Regions from separate parts of the Homo sapiens genome. Here region 2 is linked to region 1. The links are chromatin loops, found by intact Hi-C in ENCODE. Cell type or tissue: GM12878. All regions are shown on one strand. Each heading gives the region's core, and the rest is flanking DNA. Links, peaks and the distances in the headings are about the cores only. Region 1 overlaps CPLANE1 (ciliogenesis and planar polarity effector complex subunit 1). Region 2 overlaps CPLANE1 (ciliogenesis and planar polarity effector complex subunit 1).

Region 1 (9,722 bases), core at 945-8,944:
TTACACAGTTGTCACCATAAACACCTGAGTAATGTGTGGACTATGATGTCATGATGTCTCTAGGTGACAGAAATTTTTCAGCTCCATTATAATCTTATGGGTGCACCATAGTATATGCAGTCTGTCATTGACCTGAGTGCCATTATGTGGCATCTGACTATGTTATCTATCCCATGTTTAAATTTACTTGATAATTTCAAATATGTCTTTTCTATAGTTTTTTTAAAAAAATCTATCCAATCAAGGTCCACCACACATTGCATTTTGGTTGATATATAAATCTTTCTCTTTTTATAGTGTGATCGTAGCTCACTGCAGCCTTGACCTCCCAGGTTCAAGTGATCCTTCTACCTCAGCCTCCTGAGTAGCTGGGACTACAGGTGTGCACCACCAGGCCTGGTTTTTTTGTTTTTTTTTTTCATTTTTTCATAAAGACAGGGCCTCACTTTTTTGCCCAAGCTGGTCTCGAACTCCTGGGCTCAAGCAGTCCTACCTTGACCTCCCAAAGTGCTGGGATTACAGGCAGGAGCTACCATGCCTGGCCTATAAGTCCATCTTAATCTATAAAAGTTTCCTTGCCCCCATTCTGTTTCATGCCCTTTATTTATTGTGGAAACTCGATCGTTTGTCTAGTAGAACCCGTTCTATTCTGGTTTCAGTTGGTTACATCTTTTTGGTATTCAAACATTTTTGACCATGATTTAAAATAAGTGCAGATTTTATAGCAAGGTAATACATGCACACACCCATATGAAGTTAGAATGAAAATTTAATGAACTACCTTTACTCTTACTGTGTGCAATGCACTCTTCTTTTCTTTTCTTTTTTTTTTTGAGACAAAATCTCAAGTCTGTCACCCAGGCTGGAGTGCAGTGGCGTGATCTCAGCTCACTGCAATCTCCACCTCCCCGGTTCAAGTGATTCTTCTGCCTCAGCCTCCCAAGTAGCTGGGATTACAGGTGCACACCACCACGCCCAGCTAATTCTTGTATTTTTAGTAGAGATGAGGTTTCACCAGGTTGACCAGGCTGGTCTCGAACTCCTGACCTCAGGTGATACACCCACCTCGTCCTCCCAAAGTACTGGGATTACAGGCATGAGCCACTGTGCCCGGCTGCAATGCACGCTTGATATATTCTGTTGTATTCTATTTTAAAAAGATGATTGAGACTCACTGAATTGATTTTATAGCCTAGTAACTAATAAAAGGTTGTAATCCACAGTCTGAAAAACACAGATAAAGGATGTTTTTAGATGAGTCACTGTTTAGTATGTTGCTGCACTGTGTCTTGCTAGTTCTTGGCCTTAGTTCTATCCCAGCTTGCCTGTGAAATATGAAATAATGAAACACATCTGTCAGTAATGATGCCTTTCTCAAAAGATTGGGCCGTGCTCCCCCGGCAGAATCTATGAGAATCTGATGTGTGGGGTGGGCTGTAGTGTGAAAATGCTCACTGGAGACCCTGATAGTCCCCCTGGGGCCATGTACCCACCATCCTCTCTCACTATTGGGATGAATAGAATGTGTAGAAGACCTGCTTTCTGCCCACTTTCCATAATGTCAAACTGTTCTTTTTGACTTTGTAATATTTATTTTAAAAAGCATATTAAATAGCTCCCTAAAGAAAATGAAAATACTGACTACTAATATAAAAGTCAGTTTATTGTAAAAATAAGGCTTATTTAAAAAATTAAGGCATAGGCTGGGTGTGGTAGCTTATGCCTGTAATCCAAGGCAGGTGGATTACCTGAAGTCAGAAGTTTGAGACCAGCCTGGCCAACATGGTGAAACCCTGTCTCTACTAAAAATACAAAATTAGCCAGGTATGGTGGCACACGCTTGTAGTCCCAGGTACTTGGGAGGCTGAGACAGGAGAATCACTTGAACCTGGGAGGTGGAGGCCAAGATCGCACCACTGCACTCCAGCCTGGGCAAGATAGAGCAAGACTCCGTCTCAAAAAAATAATCATAATAAAATAAATAAAAATAAACAATTAAGGCATAAATGAATGAATGCTAAATTTTAGAATATTATCTTTCTTCCTCCAAAGGAAAAGTTCCTATATTTTTCTTTTTCCAGAGATGGTCTTGCTATTGTGCTGCTAGAAAGAAGCGTGTGCAAGTGTCTTTTTCATATAATGATTTCTTTTCCTCTGGGTAGATACCCAGTAGTGGGATTTTTGGATCAAATGGTAGATCTACTTTGAGTTTTTTAAGGAATCTTCACACTGTTTTCCATAGTGGTTGTACTAGTTTACGTTTTCACCAGCAGTGTAAAAGTGTTTCCTTTTCACCACATCCATGCCAACATGGAGGCTGGTCTCAAACTCCTGGGCTCAAACGATCCTCCCACCTCAGGTGTCCAAGTAGCTAGGAGACAAGGTCTTGCTCTGTCTACAGAGCCTACACCACCCCGTTGAAAAGGTCCTATTAACCATAGAACATGAGATGGTTTTCACTTAATTGGTCACATGTTAACTATAATAGAAATTTAAGATTAGCAGAAGAGTGAAAACTTGTTTTGATAGCTGGATTGTGAGCCTGTGCATTGTGTATAGTTAAATCCTGATGCTCCATACAATGGAACACCATATTGGCAACAAGAAGACTTAGTATATTACCATGTGAAAAGATATCTAAGATATAGTAGGTGAAAAAAAAGCTAGTTGCAAAGCAGCATACATAGTATGATTTTATATATCTTTGTGTACTTGTATTGCTTTTAATAAAAAATTATTTACTATTAGAAATAGTTTTTAGTATTAAAAATGTTTAAACATAAATGAATATCTGTTAGTGACTTATAAGTCAATCTCCATGACTTTTATATAAGGACTTTTATATAAATTTACAATGAGCATGTGTTCATTTTATAATGAATGAAATAAAGACCTTTATTTTGAAAAAAATGATCAGCAGAGTTGGAGTTGTTATAATATTAATGTACATACTCATGTGATTTTCTTTCATATTTGTGTTCCTGCTTTAGGTTGCTTCAGAGAACTTTGTGCTCTGTGTTGGATGCTGCATGTCCGTGATAAGTTATCCTATAGTTGCAGGCAATATCAGAAAGCAAGAGAAAATGTAAAAGGAGAAAAGGTATTTACCAGGGCAAAAATAAGAAAAATGAACACACGTTAAGTGGGAAATTATTGTTTAAAAGAAGATTTTATTGTTTGTAGCAAAACTTTCTTTTGAACTCATTCTGGTCTACCATCTAAACTAAAAAGGAAATGAATGTTTTTCAATATCCTTTTAGGACCTTGAAGTGGAGTTTGATTCTTGTATGATTGAGCACTGTCTTAGTGCAGTGGAATGGGCTTATAGAATGCTGCCTTTCTCTCGGTTTTTTAATATGGAAGAACTTATTCAGGATATAATTTTGAGCCTTATTGGAGAACTGCCACCAATCAGAAAGGTAATGTGCTTGTAGGTGAAAGTAAACTACATCAGAATCAGAGACTTTAAAAGATTTTTATTTAATTTTAATTAAGGATGATGTTGCCTTTCTTTGGATTATTTCACTTAGCATAATATCTTGTGGGTTCAAAAAGGTAAATACTGTAGGACCTCACTTGTGTGTGGAATATAAAAATGTTAAACTCACGGAAGCAGAGAGTGGAATGGTGGTTGTCAGAGGCTGGGGATGTGGTGGAAATGGGGAGATCTTGGTCAAAGGGTACAACCTTTCAGTTACAAGATGAATAAGTTCTAGGGATCCAATGTACAATATAGTGACTATAGTTTTTTTTTTTTTTTTTTTTTTTTTTTGAGACGGAGTCTCGCTCTGTCACCCAGGCTAGAGTGCAGTGGCGCGATCTCGGCTCACTGCAAGCTCCGCCTCCCGGGTTCACGCCATTCTCCTGCCTCAGCCTTCCGAGCAGCTGGGACCACAGGCTCCCGCCAACACGCCCGGCTAATTTTTTGTATTTTTTTAGTAGACACGGGGTTTTACCACGTTAGCCAGGATGGTCTTGATCTCCTGACCTCGTGATCTGCCCGCCTCGGCCTCCCAAAGTGCTGGGATTACAGGCGTGAGCCACCGCGCCGGGCTATAGTGACTACAGTTAATCGTAGTGTATTGTTTACCTGAAATTTGATAAGGGAGGATATTACAATGGTAAATGTGTGTATTGATGGATGTGCTAATTAATTCGACTATGGAAATCAGCACAGAATGTATACGTATATTAAATCATCACATTGTACACCTTGAATATACACAGTTTTTGTCAATTACATATTTTAAAATAAAAAAGTAAGTTGATACTAAACTCCTATTAGCAGACAGATGCTCAGAGAGAGGCTTTGACCTGACTTCAAAAGATTAGTAAGAAATGTGCATTTATATTTTGAGTTAAAATAAAATATTTGTGGAATGGAAGAAAAAAAAAGAATGATGTTTCTCATAAAACTTAAACAATTTTTTTTCTGAAGGTAGCAGAAATTTTCGTGAAAGCATTTCCCTATCCTGAGGACGTGAGGGTTCCTTTAAGAGACAAATATCACTCTCTTCACCAGAGACTCAGACACTGTGTTGTGAAAGGTATTATTTGTTGTTTCTCAGATAGCTAACAGATAAATTGCAGAAGATTCCCTTTTTGTTTTGAAAATATTTATTTACTGTTGCTTATGTGTCTATGCATTTTTGCCTCTTCCTTGAGATAGGAGTATGAGAAGGTAGAAACATTTCTCCATTGCAGAAAGACTAATCTCTTGCTTTGGAACCAGATGAAGCTGACTTCGGCTCATGGCTCTGTCAGTCAGTAACTGTGCGATCTTAGGCAAGTTGCTCAGTCTCTCTGAGCCTCATATCTTTATTTGTAAAGTGGGCATAGTATTACCTGCTTTATGATGTGTATTCAGAGAGGATTAAGTAAGATAATATAAAATGAGCATATGGTACTTTGTATATTGCAAGTATTTGTTGAAAACAAGTAATTTCCCTTTATGGTTATTTATGCTTCTAATTTTGTTCTTCAAAATTAGAATACACACATTTCTTACTGTGGTAAAATGCATATAATATAAAATTTACCATTTTAGCCATTTAAAATATGCAATTCATTGACATTAAGTACATTTACAATGTTGCAGAATTTTTAAAGAATTAAAATTACCCTGCTTTTTAAAACTATAATTCAGTATTTAAGTCCAGGTATGTCCAGTGATTTTGTATTATTCTATTAATATATTGTATTTGTGATTTGTATTTTTCTTAATACTTTTTTTTGACATCCTCTAAAATATTCTGTTTATGTATTAAATAATGTTTTAAAATGTTTCTATAGGCAGCCTTGAAAACCTTCCCTTGCTATTGTTTCTTATTACTTTTAGTAAGAAAAATGTCCTTGATTTTTTTGGCTAGAATTATCCTCATTTTATCTTATTCTCTATGTGATAATAGAAAAAACATTCATTATTCTTTTTATTAAATATAATTATCCTTCTGAGTTTTAAAACAGTTAAATCACTTAAAGTTTTTTTTTTCCAGGGCATACTTTTTCTTCATGAGGTCTAGGTTCTGTCTCTTTTACTGTGTTCTTTAATGGACCTTCTTTAGCTTCTGCAGTTCTACTTTAAAATATCTTTCCAGTAAATACTGAAGAAAACACGACCAGTAAGAATGTGGAAATAAGCCTTAGTCATCAGTTAGGTTTCTTGTCCCCAGGAGGGACCAGAGTTGGGTCTCCTATGTCTTGAATTGAAATATTTTAATGAACACTAAGACTTTTTATTCTTTTCTTTCCAGGACCCCAGACTGAGGAAATGATGTCTGTTGTCATGCATTCTATCCAGAAAGTGAGGGTGAAAGCTCTAAAACGTGTGCAGAGAAATATAGGCTCTTTTGAAGTGAATATATGGGAACCAATTGAAGAAGAGAAACCAGATGAGGCTCCAGGTGTTGACAGATATTCCCTGGGGACTAGTTTGAGCAGAAGTACACTCACAGAACTAGGAGATTCTGTGGTTCACAGTGATGCAGATACGTTCTCTGAAGCTTTGTCGGTTGAAGAAAAAAGTAGGATAAATATCTATCAAAGGTACAATTGAGATCTTTTAATCACTGGCATTCACTTCCTTTGAAAAGTAGCTTTCAGGCATCTGATGAGCTGATTTCTGGTCCCAGCAACCCTCACTGATTGTGCTATTAATAATATGAATGATAAGTGCCACCCCCTCCACTCATAAGAATATTAGGAGTATAAAATGAGACTATACATTCGAAAATTTACTTTAAGTATTATTGATATATGAAATAATTTTGCCATCTGAAATTATAAAATCAAAGGAGTAGATGAAATTCTACACTTCACTGGAGGACTTTCAGTTTTTTTTAGTAATCTTTAGACTTAAATAGTTTGAGGTTACTGAGTTAGCCATATTATTTTTAAGGAAATTTTTCCTTAAATTTCCTTAATATTTTTAAGGGAAATATTTCAGGGAAGGAAATTGCCTCAATCAGAAGGGATGGGATGCTTTCAGCCCAGGTGGCCAACACCTGTTCTCTTACTGAGGGAACTAAGGATCTGTGTTCTGCCCTAGGAATCATGTTGAGAAGAAACATTTAAAAGGAATTGTTGTTGGGCAGTTAAGGTGTCCGCCCAACAGGTTTCATAACAGCTAAAAGTGTTTAGAAAAAGTTCCCAGTTTTTGTGTGGTAAAACAAAAAAGGTCAGTCTTGCTTATTACACATGGTATTAGGGGAGCTGAGCGGGCAGATGCAAGAGAGAAACAAGAAATCCTAAATTTTGTTGTATATCAGTGGCTTGGAGTTTTTGTTGACTTTGTATTCCTAAAATCTGACCCATTAGAGGACTATTTCTTTTACCCACAGAAAAATTATTCATGTTCTTTTATAGTGAAATTTCTGTGGACACATTTTAATCTCTTCTAATACAAATTTTCCCTTTTGATAGTAATTTTTTTTTGATCTCATAGTAGAAATGTTCCACTCTTGAAAACACTTAGAAATCATTTAGTCCCACTCCCTCATTTGAAATGTAGGTAATTGAGGCACACAAAATATACATGACTTAATCATTGGAGAGAATTTTCCATGTCAATTCTAAGATCAGTTTTAGTGATTAAATGATCTCTAATTTTGTCTTATTTTATTTTTTTGCTATAGAAATGCCCCAAATCACATGGAATTAACATCAATTCATAAGCCAACTGATAAAAGGAAAATGTGTAATCAGAAAGAAAATCCTACAAAGAAAGAAGATCATGAAAAGTTATCACAAAATACACTTCCTGTAATAGGTGTTTGGGAATTTGAACGTGATGATGATGAATATATTAAATTCCTTGATCTGTTTTTGAGTTACATTCTTGAAAGAGACCTACCTTATTCCAGGGATGCTGACATTCCATTTCTAACTAGTTTTTCTGGAAAGCTTAGAGAACATGAACTTAATTCTTTACTTTTTGATGTACATACAACATTAAAACGACATCAGAGCAAAACTAAAAGCCAGAATGTGTTTAGAGCTGGTTCTTGCTTTGTTGTTGCTCCTGAGTCCTATGAATCAGAAAAATCATCCTCTTTAAATGATGAATATGGCATGCATTTAGAAAACCAGAAACTTTCATCATCAGTACTGGTTAATCAAGGGATCAAACCTTTTTTACAATATCCTTCGAATGAAGTCAATAAGAATGAAGGAATGAGTGGATTATTTGGTTTAAAACAAAGGTCAATTTACAAAATACAAGATGACACTAGAGAGAAATGTCTAATCCAGAGATCATCAAACCACATTTTTTGGACTCCCAAGTCCATTAAAACTAGAAGATGTATTTTCAAAGCTATTCAGTGCAATGATATTAACCCTCAAGAAGATCTTCCTTTAGCACTAAACACTTTTGGCAGTATAGGAAGACTGCTGGAATGGATGATAAGGTGGTCTAATAGAAGGCTACTCTGTGATTCTGGTATAACTGAGTCATCCTCTGAGTACAGTCCAGTAATTCGTGTAAAGACCTCTACAGCTGCCATTCTTACATCATTATGGCTTTTGGAACAACCCTATTTTGCTACATATAAGGCAAAAAATGCCATTATTAAGGTAAGCATATCAATTGTTTATTACTTACAAATGAGAATTCTCATTTTAGATTAAAACTATGTTTACATTTCCCATCTTTTAAAGAATCATTAAATAATAGAAAATTAATGACAATGTTGATTATAATCAGTATCTCCTATTTTTTTCTTCCAGTGGTTCCTTTAATTCTTAACAATAAAGTGCTTTCAGAGAGGCTGTGAGGTTTTGAAGTTTTATGTGTATTTATAAAAAAGAAAAAAAGGAAGGAGATAATTTTAAGTGATATTACAAGTGGTATTACACGTATATTATTTCTCCTTTCAGTTTCAGGTTTTGGTTCAGATGAAGGAGGACTAGGTGGCTCTGTAGTTTTAATTACTGATGTCTCATCAAGTCCGTTAGGGGATAGTTTTTCTTATACTCTCAGGCCAGAAGAGGTTGGAGAACCAAACACAGAAAGGCAGATGGGGGAGTCAGTAGAGGAGTTAGTGTTTAATTAACTATTCTTTCTTCCCTAGTCAATGGCAAGTGCTTTTATTCTGAAGTAGTTTATTCTAGGCTGAAGGATGTGAGTGTGTGTGTGTATGTGTGTGTGTGTATGTGAATATGTGAATTTGTTTTATTTTTTACTTATTCATTTTTTGAGACAGAGTCTTGCTTTTTGTTTTGTTTTGTTTTTTGTTTTTTTTGAGATGGAGTCTCACTCTGTCACCCAGGCTGGAGTGCAGTGGCGTGATCTCAACTCACTGCAACCTCCGCCTCCTGGATTCAAGCGATTCTCCTGCCTCAGCCTTGTGAGTAGCTGGGACTACAGGCACGCGCCACCACGCCTGACTAATTTTTGTAGTTTTTAGTAGAGATGGGGTTTCATCATATTGGCTAGGGTGGTCTCAAACTCCTGACCTTGTGATCCGCCCGCCTCGGCCTCCCAAAGTGCTGGGATTACAGGTGTGAGCCACTGCGCCTGGTCCAGAGTCTTGCTTTATCACCCAGGCTGGAGTGCAGTCTTAGGATCACAGCTGTCTGTAGCCTTGACCTCCTGGGCTCAAGTGATCCTTCCACTTGAATCTTCCAAGCAGCTGGGACCACAGGCTCATGCCACTATGCCTGACTAATTTTTAAATTTTTTATAAAGACAGGGTTTCCCTTTGTTACCCAAGCTGGTCTCAAACTCCTGAGCTCAAGTGACCTTCCCACCTTGGCCTCTCAAAATGTTGGGATTACAGGTGGGAGCCACCACACTAGTCCTTTTTTTCCCTTGAGATTGGTTTCTGTTATCATAAGGTATACAGTTTATATGATACTGTGATATTAGTCATCCTTGAAATGTGTATTTCTAGGTAATGTATATGGAAATTTTAAGTGAGACAAAAAGGATGTACCTTGTGTTTTTAGCTGCATGTATTTTTGTCTACTATGTCATTTTGAAATAACTACTGAATGTCTTTATGATATAGCAAAGGGAATGAAATGAGGATATTATAATTTTTTTGCCATTGTTTTGTGGCCTGAAAACAATGACAATATGCCTTACAAATTTGTAAGGCTGATTTCTTTTGAATACTATTTAGGTAGTCAGATTTGCTTTTTCCAGTTAGAATAAAGACTTGATCATTGCTTCAGCAACAAATATTGAGTTGTAGAAATGCAGTAAATATTTGATAAATGAA
Region 2 (9,722 bases), core at 725-8,724, 74 kb after region 1:
CTGTAGTTCATTCGTAAATGAAGAGTTTTTCTGAATATGCTTGGGAGTTTGACTCTATGTTGCTTTCTATCTTGTAAAGCAGTATGTAGTTTTTGGCTAATTTCTTCAGCCCTGCTTCCATACTGTTAGGAAATTTTTTTTTTTTGGACACAGGAACTCATTCTGTCGCCCAGAAGGGAGTGCAGTGGCGTGATCATGGCTCACTGCAACCTTGACCTCCCTGGCTCAGATCATCTTCCCACTTCAGCCTTTTTTTTTTTTTTTTTTTTTTTTTTTTTTGAGGCAGAGTCTTGCTCTGTCACCCAGACTGGAGTGCAGTGGCGTGATCTCACCTCACTTCAACCTCTGTCCTTTAGGTTCAAGCAATTCTCCTGCCTCAGCCTTCGGAGTAACGGGGACTACAGGCTTGCACCACCGTGCCCAACTAATTTTTGTATTTTTTAGTAGAGACAGGGTTTCACCATGTTGGCCAGGCTGGTCACAAACTCTTGGCCTCAAGTGATCCGCCAGCTTTGGCCTCCCAGAGTGATGGGATTACAGGTGTGAGCCACCGTGCCTGGTAGTGTGAGACATCTCAGCCTCTTGAATAGCTGGGACTACAGGTGTGCACCACCACACCTGGGTAATTTTTAAATTTTTTCGTAGAGACGGAGTCTTGCCATGTTGCTCAGGCTGTTCTCAAACTCCTGGGCTCAAGCAATCTTCCCATGTTGGCCTCCCAAAGTGCAAGAATTACAGGCGTAAGCCACCATGCCTGGCCAGGAGTAGTTTGTGTTATTGTTGCTTGTTTTATGTTTAGTTCTGTCAACTACAATACAAAGATTATATGATTAGTAACTGAGAGGCATCTTAGGCATAAAAAAGTAAAAGTCGGCCGGGCATGGTGGCTCACGCCTGTAATCCCAGCACTTTGGGAGGCTGAGGTGGGCGGATCATGTCAGATGATCAAGACCATCCTGGCCAACATGGTGAAACCCCGTCTCTACTAAAAATAAAAAAAAGTAGCCAGGCATGGTGGTGTGTGCCTGTAGTCCCAGCTGCTCGGGAAGCTGAGGCAGGGGAATCATTTGACCCTGGGAGGTGGAGGTTGCAGTGAGTGGAGATCACGCCACTGTACTGCAGCCTGGTGACAGAGTGAGACTCCATCTCAAAAAAAAAAAAAAAAAAGAAATAAAAGTCTAAGTTTTAAATCCTCTAAACTTAGGTTTATATCCCAGCTCTGCTGCTGATTTTTGCCCTCAGATAAGTTATTTGAAACCTACCTCATAGAGTTGTTGAGGATTATATTAATAAGAGATATTGCATAACATGGAAGTAAATGGTTGTTATTAATCTTTGAGTTTAAGAAACTAATCATTCGGTTGATAAAATTTAACTTGGCATTTTGTCTAGGTGTTTACTGCTAAGAGGCTTATTATGTCCCTAGCTTTTCCAGTTGCCAGAGATGTCAAAACACATTTGCCATTTGAAAAAAGAGTATGGCTGTGCTTGAAGGATACCAGGTGTCAAAGCAAAGTATTCCCTTTCTTTGTCTGCACTTAAGTTTTGCCACCTTGGTTCAAACCAGCCACCATTTACTGGGCCCCTACTGTGAACAGGGCTTGGTGAGCAGATTCAAAGCTGATCACCAAGGTGTCTGTCCTCAAATAACTCACAATATATATAAAAATCATGGATGTCTATGGAAGGCTAATAATGTTTGTCTCTCTGTATAGGAACTGCCACTTTCACCATACAGAAAAAAGCTGGTGGAGCCAAAGCAGCAGTAAGAAAGGCTACGCAGTCTCCAGTTACCTTCCAAAAAGGTAAGGGATAAAGAAGATAAAGTTTTTAGACTTAATACTGAATTTTCTTTTTTTTTTTTTTGAGACAGAGTCTCACTCTGTTGCCCAGTCTGGAGTGCAGTGGTGCAATGTCGGCTCACTGTAACCTCCACTCCCGGGTTCAAGTGATTCTCCTGCCTCAGGCTTCCCAGTAGCTGGGATTACAGGTGCCCACCACCGCGCCCGGTTAATTTTTGTATTTTTCGTAGAGATGGGGTTTTGCCATGTTGGCCAGGCTGGTCTTGAACTCCTGACCTAAGGTGATCCGCCCATCTTAGCCTCCCAAAGTCCTGTGATTACAGGCATGAGCCACTGTGCCTGGCCCTTAATACTAAATTTTAAAAAAATTATAAATCACTCCATTTCAAATATAGACTTCAGAATGAAGGGTGTGGCTCTGCGCTGCAGTGGTTCAGAGAAGAAGTTTTGGAGTAGCTTTATGGAATCAAGTTAACCACTTACTCTGTAACCTTACGCAAATTTCTAACCCATTTATGTATTCTTAATTTTCTCACCTGGAAAATACAAGTTATAATAGTGAGGATATATGTAACGACCTTGGTAGGTAAACAGGGTAACTATTATCCATGTCTTACTATGAGAACAGACTTAGAGAAGTTAAATGACCTGTTCAGATCTCCTTAAAACAATAACAATAGTAGCTAACAGGTATAGAGCACTTACTCTATGCCAGGCATTGTGTTCACACCTCATGTGCATTATCTCACTTGATCCTCACATTAAATCCAACAAAATCTGTGCAGTTATCCCCATTGAAAGAAAATAATTAAATTTGGTAGGGATAATGATTTTTTAAAAACCCACTAATTTGGCTGGGCGCGGTGGCTCACACCTATAATCCTAGCACTTTGGGAGGTCGTGGTGGTTGGATCACGAGGCCAAGAAATTGAGACCATCCTGGCCAACACGGTGAAACCCCATCTCTACTAAAAATACAAAAATTAGCTGGGCGTGGTGGCATGTGCCTGTAGTCCCAGCTACTTGGGAGGCTGAGGCAGGAGAATCACTTGAACCCAGCAGGCGGAGGTTGCAGTGAGCCGAAATTGCACCACTGCACTCCAGCCTGGCGACAGAGTGAGACTCTGTCTCAAAACAAAACAAAACAAAAAAACCCCACTAGTTTATATGTACTGTGAAAAATGATGAGAAATATGAAGTAATTAGCCTAGGCTTGGTATTATGCCTCTTTCTCTACTGCTAACTCATTACTTTGTAGATCCGTCATTCAGTTTACCCCATCTCTTTTTACCTATGTCTAATCCATTGTTTAACTCATTTATCAACTTTTTAATGTCTATGGCGGTATTTTCTAGAAGATCTATTGGGTACTTTTTCTACTCTTTCCCCCATGTATGCGTTAAAACCCAAGCTTCTGGTCGTTTGGATCACTTTGAATCCTCGAAGCATCATTTCCTGTGCTTGTGTATTAGTCTGTTCTCATGCTGCTAACACATACCTGAAACTGGGTAATTTAAAAGGAAAGAAGTTTAATGGACTCACAGTTTCACATGGCTGTGGAGGCCTCACAATCATGGTAAAAGGCAAAGGAGAAGCAAAGGCAAGTCTTACATGGTGGCAGGCAAAAGAGTGTATTCAGGGGAACTCCCCTTTATAAAACTATCAGATCTCATGAGAACTCACTATCACAAGACCAGCAGCATGAAGGTAACTGCCCCCATGATTCAATTACCTCCCACCTGGTCCCTCCCACAGCACGTGGGAATTATGGGAGCTACAATTCAAGATGAGATTTGGTTGGGGACACAGCCAAACCGTACCAGCTTCTAAATCCCATGCCAGCTTTTCTCTCTTTCAAAGACTTTCCTTTTTACCCATTATGAATTGTTTTCTAGTCTAGAGTACTCAATAGCTTTTTATTCTTTTCAAAGCAAATATCTAGCAATGTCTAGTTCAACAGATAAAATGCTCCCCAAATACAATGTTACCTCTAAAAACAGTTGAAATTACATGTACCGTTATATTGTTTTGTTTTTGAAAGTCCCGGAGATCCAGGGTTTTGTGTTCTTGAAGTCATTATAATCTAACATGAGGCCTTGCCCATAGAAAGCTGTAGGTATTTGTTTCATTGTTCAATGGTAACCCTGCCTCTGAAAGTTAGAAATGTGTATGACTCCAAGTTTCTAGCTTAAGTGCTTAGCTAGACTGTGACTCACAAATTGACACAAGTAGAGCAGGAAAAGAAGCAGGATTTTCTTTGGGAATGATGGAGGTAATAGGTTTAGTTTTATCATCCAGTTTCAGATTTCTCAGGCTAGACTCTGTAGACACTGTTTGGTGTTATGTTATAAAGAAACTGAGTGTCAGTGCCCACCGTCCTAGAGAAAGAGTACTTCCTTTCTGAGGGAAGCCAGTGTACTTGGCAGCCTGGTTTCTGCTGTGGGGTGTCTTCTTGATCTATAACTTACCTTTCACTTCAGAAAGCTTTCACTGTCCAGTGGGGCAGGTACACTTTACCTTGAAAAGTCTTATGCATGCTCAGTTTCACAGAACTTTTCTCATTATATTTTTATCTCAAATTGGATATCCCAGATAAACCCTGGAAAAATGCATTATGATCTGAAAGGAAGGAAATTACAAAGCCATCTCTAGGTAAAGTAAGGTGAGAGAAACCCAGTGATAGCCTCTCAAGGTTTGTAATACCCCATAGGTGAAGATTTATCCTAAAATGCAAGACTCTTAACTGTAATTTTAGCAGAGTAGGTGGTGGTTTGATTTGTCATTCTTTCTAGATGACAATAATTATGTTCATTTGGACAAAACAAGAATGTCGATGTCTAGATGCCAAATTAATTGTAGCCAAGATGAGTTTGGGATTAGTTGATGTTTGTAGCCTTTGTTGATCTCTAGTCATATCGTGAATACTTGAAGGAATAACTTCAGCACCCCACCTCCACTTGTTCCCATCTACTTTGAAGTGGAAGCCTACTCTTGTGGTTATGTTGCTTAACCACTCATTGGTTTCTCTTTCAGTCTCACTTTTTCTGTTTTAACGGCTGTTTTTTTTTTAACACAGTGTTTGTTCACATATGCATTCCTGTCATCTGCTCGTAGATTTTTTCCTTTATATGGTTTTTCAAAATTTGTTCCTTATTAATATTTACTGAAATAATTATTTTAACATGGAACTTTCAGTGGCATTTCAAAATACTCTGTGATGTCTTTAAGTAGCAGAAAAAATGTCAAACCTTTTCAACTAGAGCATAGCTCTCACATTGGATATTACAGTGGCAGGTGCTACCAAATGATGTTAGCTTTGTTTCTTTTTCAGACTCTTGGGGCTAGTCAAAAGAAAAATCCCTAAGCTGTCTGTACCACTGCACCCTTCCCTTTGGCACTAATCCAGGAAGAAGCTTTTGGAAAGCTGCCACTTTGGGGATCCAAATTAATAGATCTATTCATATTTTACTTATAGATATGAAGATGATCTTAAAGGGCCCTCTAAGTATTATTCTTCCTTCACCCTATAGAAAGTTAGGCCGGGCACGGTGGCTCACGCCTGTACAATCCCAGCACTTTGGGAGGCCGAGGCGGGCGGATCATGAGGTCAGGAGATCAAGACCATCCTGGCTAACACCGTGAAACCCCGTCTCTACTAAAAATACAAAAAAAAAATTAGCTAGGCATGGTGGTGGGCGCCTGTAGTCCCAGCTACTCGGGAGGCTGAGGCAGGAGAATGGTGTGAACCCGGGAGGTGGAGCTTGCAGTGAGCCGAGATCATGCCACTGCACTCCAGCCTGAGTGACAGAGCGAGACTCTGTCTCAAAACAAAAAAAGAATAGAAAGTTAATACATTGGCCGGGCGTGGTGGCTCACGCCTGTAATCCCAGCACTTTGGGAGGCTGAGGCAGGCGGATCACGAGGTCAGGAGATTGAGACCATCCTGGCTAACACGGTGAAACCCCATCTCTACTAAAAATACAAAAAATTAGCCGGGTGTGGTGGCGGGTGCCCGTAGTCCCAGCTACTCGGGAGGCTGAGGCAGAAGAATGGCGTGAACCCGGGAGGCAGAGGTTGTAGTGAGCCAAGATAGTGCCACTGCACTCCAGCCTGGGCGACAGAGTGAGACTCCATCTCAAAAAAAAAAAAAAAAAAAAAAGTTAATACATTAGCCCAGGTTCTGGGGTGGATCATCTCCATCATCTTGGGCCAATTACATAACCTCTCTAAGCCTCACTTTCCTCATTTGCAAAATGGGGATAATAATGGTTTCTCCATAGGACTGTCAGGAAGAGTATTCACTCAGCAACTGCCCATTGAGTTCCTACTACATACCAGGCACTGTTACTCATGAACAACACAGAAAGCAGCACATAAATAAGGGAGAATGAGGCTGGCTAGGTGGAACTACTCTAGCAAGGGTGGTTAAAGGTCTCTTTGAGAAGGTGAAACTCTTACTCCAGCTCTTAGTATGAAGCAAATTAAAAATTAAATGAATAAAAATTTAGAAAAAGAGAAGGTGATGTTGGAGTGAAGATCTTGAATGATGAAAAGGAGATTGTTAGGTAAAGATAAGGCAAAACAGTTTCAGGCAGAAGTTCAAAGTTCTGGTAAGATTGTTGTATAAAGATAAGGCAGAACAGAAAGTTCAGAGTCCTGGTACAGAAACAAAGTTGGTATGACAGAAAAGATCAGTGTGGAAAGGTGACGAGAGATATGGTGGGAGAGATGGGCTAGATACTGTAGGCTAAGGCAAGGAGTTTGGATTTTACTTGAGATCCAGTGAGACTCCATTTTAGGGAATTAAGCAGAGAGATAATATAATTTATGTTTTAGAACATGTGGAAAGAAAGAACAGAAGACGGCATACAAGGATAGATTGCTTGGGCTAGGGTTTTAACAATGGAGATGGGAGGAAACTATTTGATTTGGGATGTATTTTGAAGATAGACAAAATTAGGACTTGCTGATGGATTGGATGTGGCATGTATAAGAAAGAAGGATGAGGCTGGGCACAGTGGCTCACTCCTGTAATCCCAGCACTTTGTGAGGCTGAGGCAGGCCGATCGCTTGAGGCCAGGAGTTCCAAACCAGCCTGGCCAATATGGTGAAACCCCATCTCTACTAAAAATACCAAAATTAGCTGGGCATGGTGGCGCATGCCTGTAATCCCAGCTACTTGGGAGGCTGAGGCAGGAGACTCGCTTGAATCCGGGAGGCAGAGGTTGCAGCGAACCGAAATTGCACCACTGCATTCCAGCCTGGGGACAGAGTGAGATTCCGTCTCAAAAAACAAAAAAGATATACTGGATTTTAACCTGAGCATTTCCTGGGATAGGGCAGTTTAGGGGTAAAAATTAACAGTGTGGTTTTGGACATGTTAAAGTTCAGATGTTTATTGCACATCCAAGCAAGGATTTTAAGAAGGGGCAATTAGCTTTATGAGACTGGAGGTACAGGTTTTAGAGAGCTGTCAGCATGTAGGTGATATTTAAAGCCATGGAACTAAATGAAGTTAGCTAGGGAGAGCAGAGGTGTGTTAGAAAATCTAAAGACCAGGCATGAATGTCTGGTAAGTTCAAGGGACTGAATGTAAAAGTGCTTATTAGCCTATACTAAATGCCAAAGTGTGTGCTGTGATTATTTTGGGGGCTTTATTTCTTGGAGATATCTTCAGCTTCAAGTACATAAGGTTGGTAGAGTTACAAAAGACAAAGAGGGCCCAAACTTCAGCATTGTCATACCTCTTCTCCCCTCTTCAGGGAGCCACATGACTGCTTGTTTGGGATCTATATTTACTTCCCATCTTGTCCCATGTCTTGGGTGTTTCTTCATGAAATCACCTCGAAGGGTAGAACATGCTGTGATATTGGCTTTGGAACATTGTGTTAGGTGAGGTAGGCTCCTCTAGGGCTTTGTGCAGAGAAACCTTATTGGTTTGTGGGTTTACTAAGCTGCCTCTGGGCATTAGCTGGAATGAAAATTTCTTTTCAACAAATACTGATATATGCAGTAAGAAGAAAGAGGGTCATAATGTATTGTCACCACACTCACTGTGATGCCTTTGCCTAAAGGCAGATTGTAAGCATTAAGCCTGGGTGAAGATGCCCAAAACATTGCTTCTAAGAAGTTTTCACAAGACTTTCTGTAAAAGACAGGGAAGGCCCAGGTCTCAGAGTTCACCCAACTTTGGTGTCAATACCTCTCCACCGTTCTGTTATATCTGTGGCCTCTCCTCCCTAGATTTTCTTGTCTTAAAGATTAATTACTAATAGTTTTCAAATCCAAAGGCTGGAATTCAGTTTCCATCTCGTACAGTGACAGGACAGGAATTGTTCGAACTCTAAAGTGAACCATTTCCAGACCTTGTGATTCAAATATTATTTAAAATGTGACTACCTTGGCTTTGATGATAAAAGTCACAATTAACAAATGAATGAATGAATGAATGAATCAATCCCAATGTGTGCTTTGTTCTTATCCCTTAAAAGGCTCTAATGCTCCGTGTCATAGTCTGCAGCATACAAAAAAACATGGAAGTGCTGGGCTTGCACCTCAAACCAAGCAGGTGTGTGTAGAGTATGAAAGAGAGGAGACTGTGGTGAGTCCCTGGACGATACCTTCAGAAATCCATAAGATTCTTCATGAGAGTCACAATTCCCTTCTACAAGTAAGCATTGTTCTAGATTTTGTTTGTCTAGTGATTGCTCTATGTTCTTCAGGTTTTTTGTTTGTTTGTTTGTTTGTTTTTTAGTTTGTTTTTTGTGGGATGTGGAAATACTGAAAAGTTGTTAGGTCAGTTTGAAATCGTGATGCAAAGCATCTTCCCTTTTGGCTTAGTACTTCAGCATTTGTCTTTCAGACTTCTCTGTGACTGTATTTTTTAACTAAAAAATGACCAAAATGTAAGAACATAAAATCGTACTACAAGTATCAACATCCGTTCTGCCCTGTCTTCACATCTGGTGCCAGCATCTCGTTGTGTGAGATGATGTTCAGCTCTTGTCCATCTGGATGTGCTGGGCAATCACAGCCCTATTTCCTGGCACATTTCCTTCAGCCTTTTGATGGATGAGCAACTCTAGAATTTTTGGAAAGCTTAGTTCACGTTCCAGGTTTTTTTGTTTTTGTTTTTTTGTTTGTTTTTAGGGGCTAGGACCACAATTGTCTTTTCAATTTAATAGGACTTGTCTCCAACTGAAGAGGAAGAGCCAGAGCATCCTTTTGGGGTGGGCGGTGTGGACAGCGTGTCTGAGAGCACTGGCAGCATCCTCAGCAAGCTGGACTGGAATGCCATCGAAGACATGGTGGCCAGCGTGGAGGACCAGGGCCTGTCTGTCCACTGGGCCCTGGACCTGTAAGACCTGGATATCATTGGGTTTCCATGCACAGGCCAGCACCTCAGTAATGTGGTTCTGAAAGATTAACAGGTTTAAGGGACAGAAGCAATGAAAGAAGCAATGTGAATTTTCCATTTGCTTTCATATTATTACCTGGATTAGCCATTACCAGAGGAAAAATAAACATTTCTCAGTAACTTTGCCTTTATGGGGAAAGGGTTGACTATTGATGTATTATATGTTTTTGTATTTGATGCATCATTAGGCATAATTTTTAAAATGATAAGTACCTTTCAAGCCAAGTTTGCATAACCTACTTTCAATAAAAACCCTCTATCTTGCCTCCTCCTTTATTACCCTCTGAGTTTTGAGAAACAACCATATACAGATGAATCTAATAGGAAAAAAAAAAATCTTTTCATTGAGAAGAAAATCAGTCTCACCTGAGAACTCAATTATGAACCCTATTTTAAAACACCTATGCAGGGTTTAGCCTAGGAGTGAAAAGAAAAACCAACTACCTTTTACCAACCCTGAATCTCTAAATAAGCAAAGTTTCATGGAGGCCAGGAGATCTTCT

Evidence for each region. A loop is a pair of places that touch in the nucleus more often than their neighbours do. Peaks named below come from ENCODE experiments on the same cell type or tissue, not always from the same donor. Only the 100,000 strongest peaks of a DNase experiment are listed, where the experiment ranks them.
Region 2: a loop joins it to region 1, with 2.7 times the contacts of the local background. A loop is called at or near these places in 2 of 110 quality-filtered maps.

The regions. Positions count from the first base shown.
Region 1 is chr5:37,181,111-37,190,832 of GRCh38, reverse strand. CPLANE1 (ciliogenesis and planar polarity effector complex subunit 1) reads left to right here. Exons shown (of 53, transcript NM_001384732.1): 22 at 2,991-3,100; 23 at 3,261-3,419; 24 at 4,439-4,547; 25 at 5,754-6,045; 26 at 7,134-8,073. Among named protein-coding and RNA genes, the nearest start is that of CPLANE1-AS1, 63 kb to the left of the region's middle. RefSeq lists a silencer at 5,840-6,040. In GM12878, for the core only: no CTCF peak of the experiment used is centred there; DNase peaks (open chromatin) are centred at 5,892 and 8,452; H3K27ac peaks cover 784 bases.
Region 2 is chr5:37,107,043-37,116,764 of GRCh38, reverse strand. It overlaps CPLANE1 (ciliogenesis and planar polarity effector complex subunit 1), which reads left to right. Exons shown (of 53, transcript NM_001384732.1): 51 at 1,716-1,805; 52 at 8,294-8,472; 53 at 8,987-9,722. The coding sequence ends at 9,163. Among named protein-coding and RNA genes, the nearest start is that of CPLANE1-AS1, 140 kb to the left of the region's middle. RefSeq lists a silencer at 4,261-4,310. In GM12878, for the core only: no CTCF peak of the experiment used is centred there; DNase peaks (open chromatin) are centred at 4,134 and 4,764; H3K4me3 peaks cover 909 bases; H3K27ac peaks cover 2,454 bases.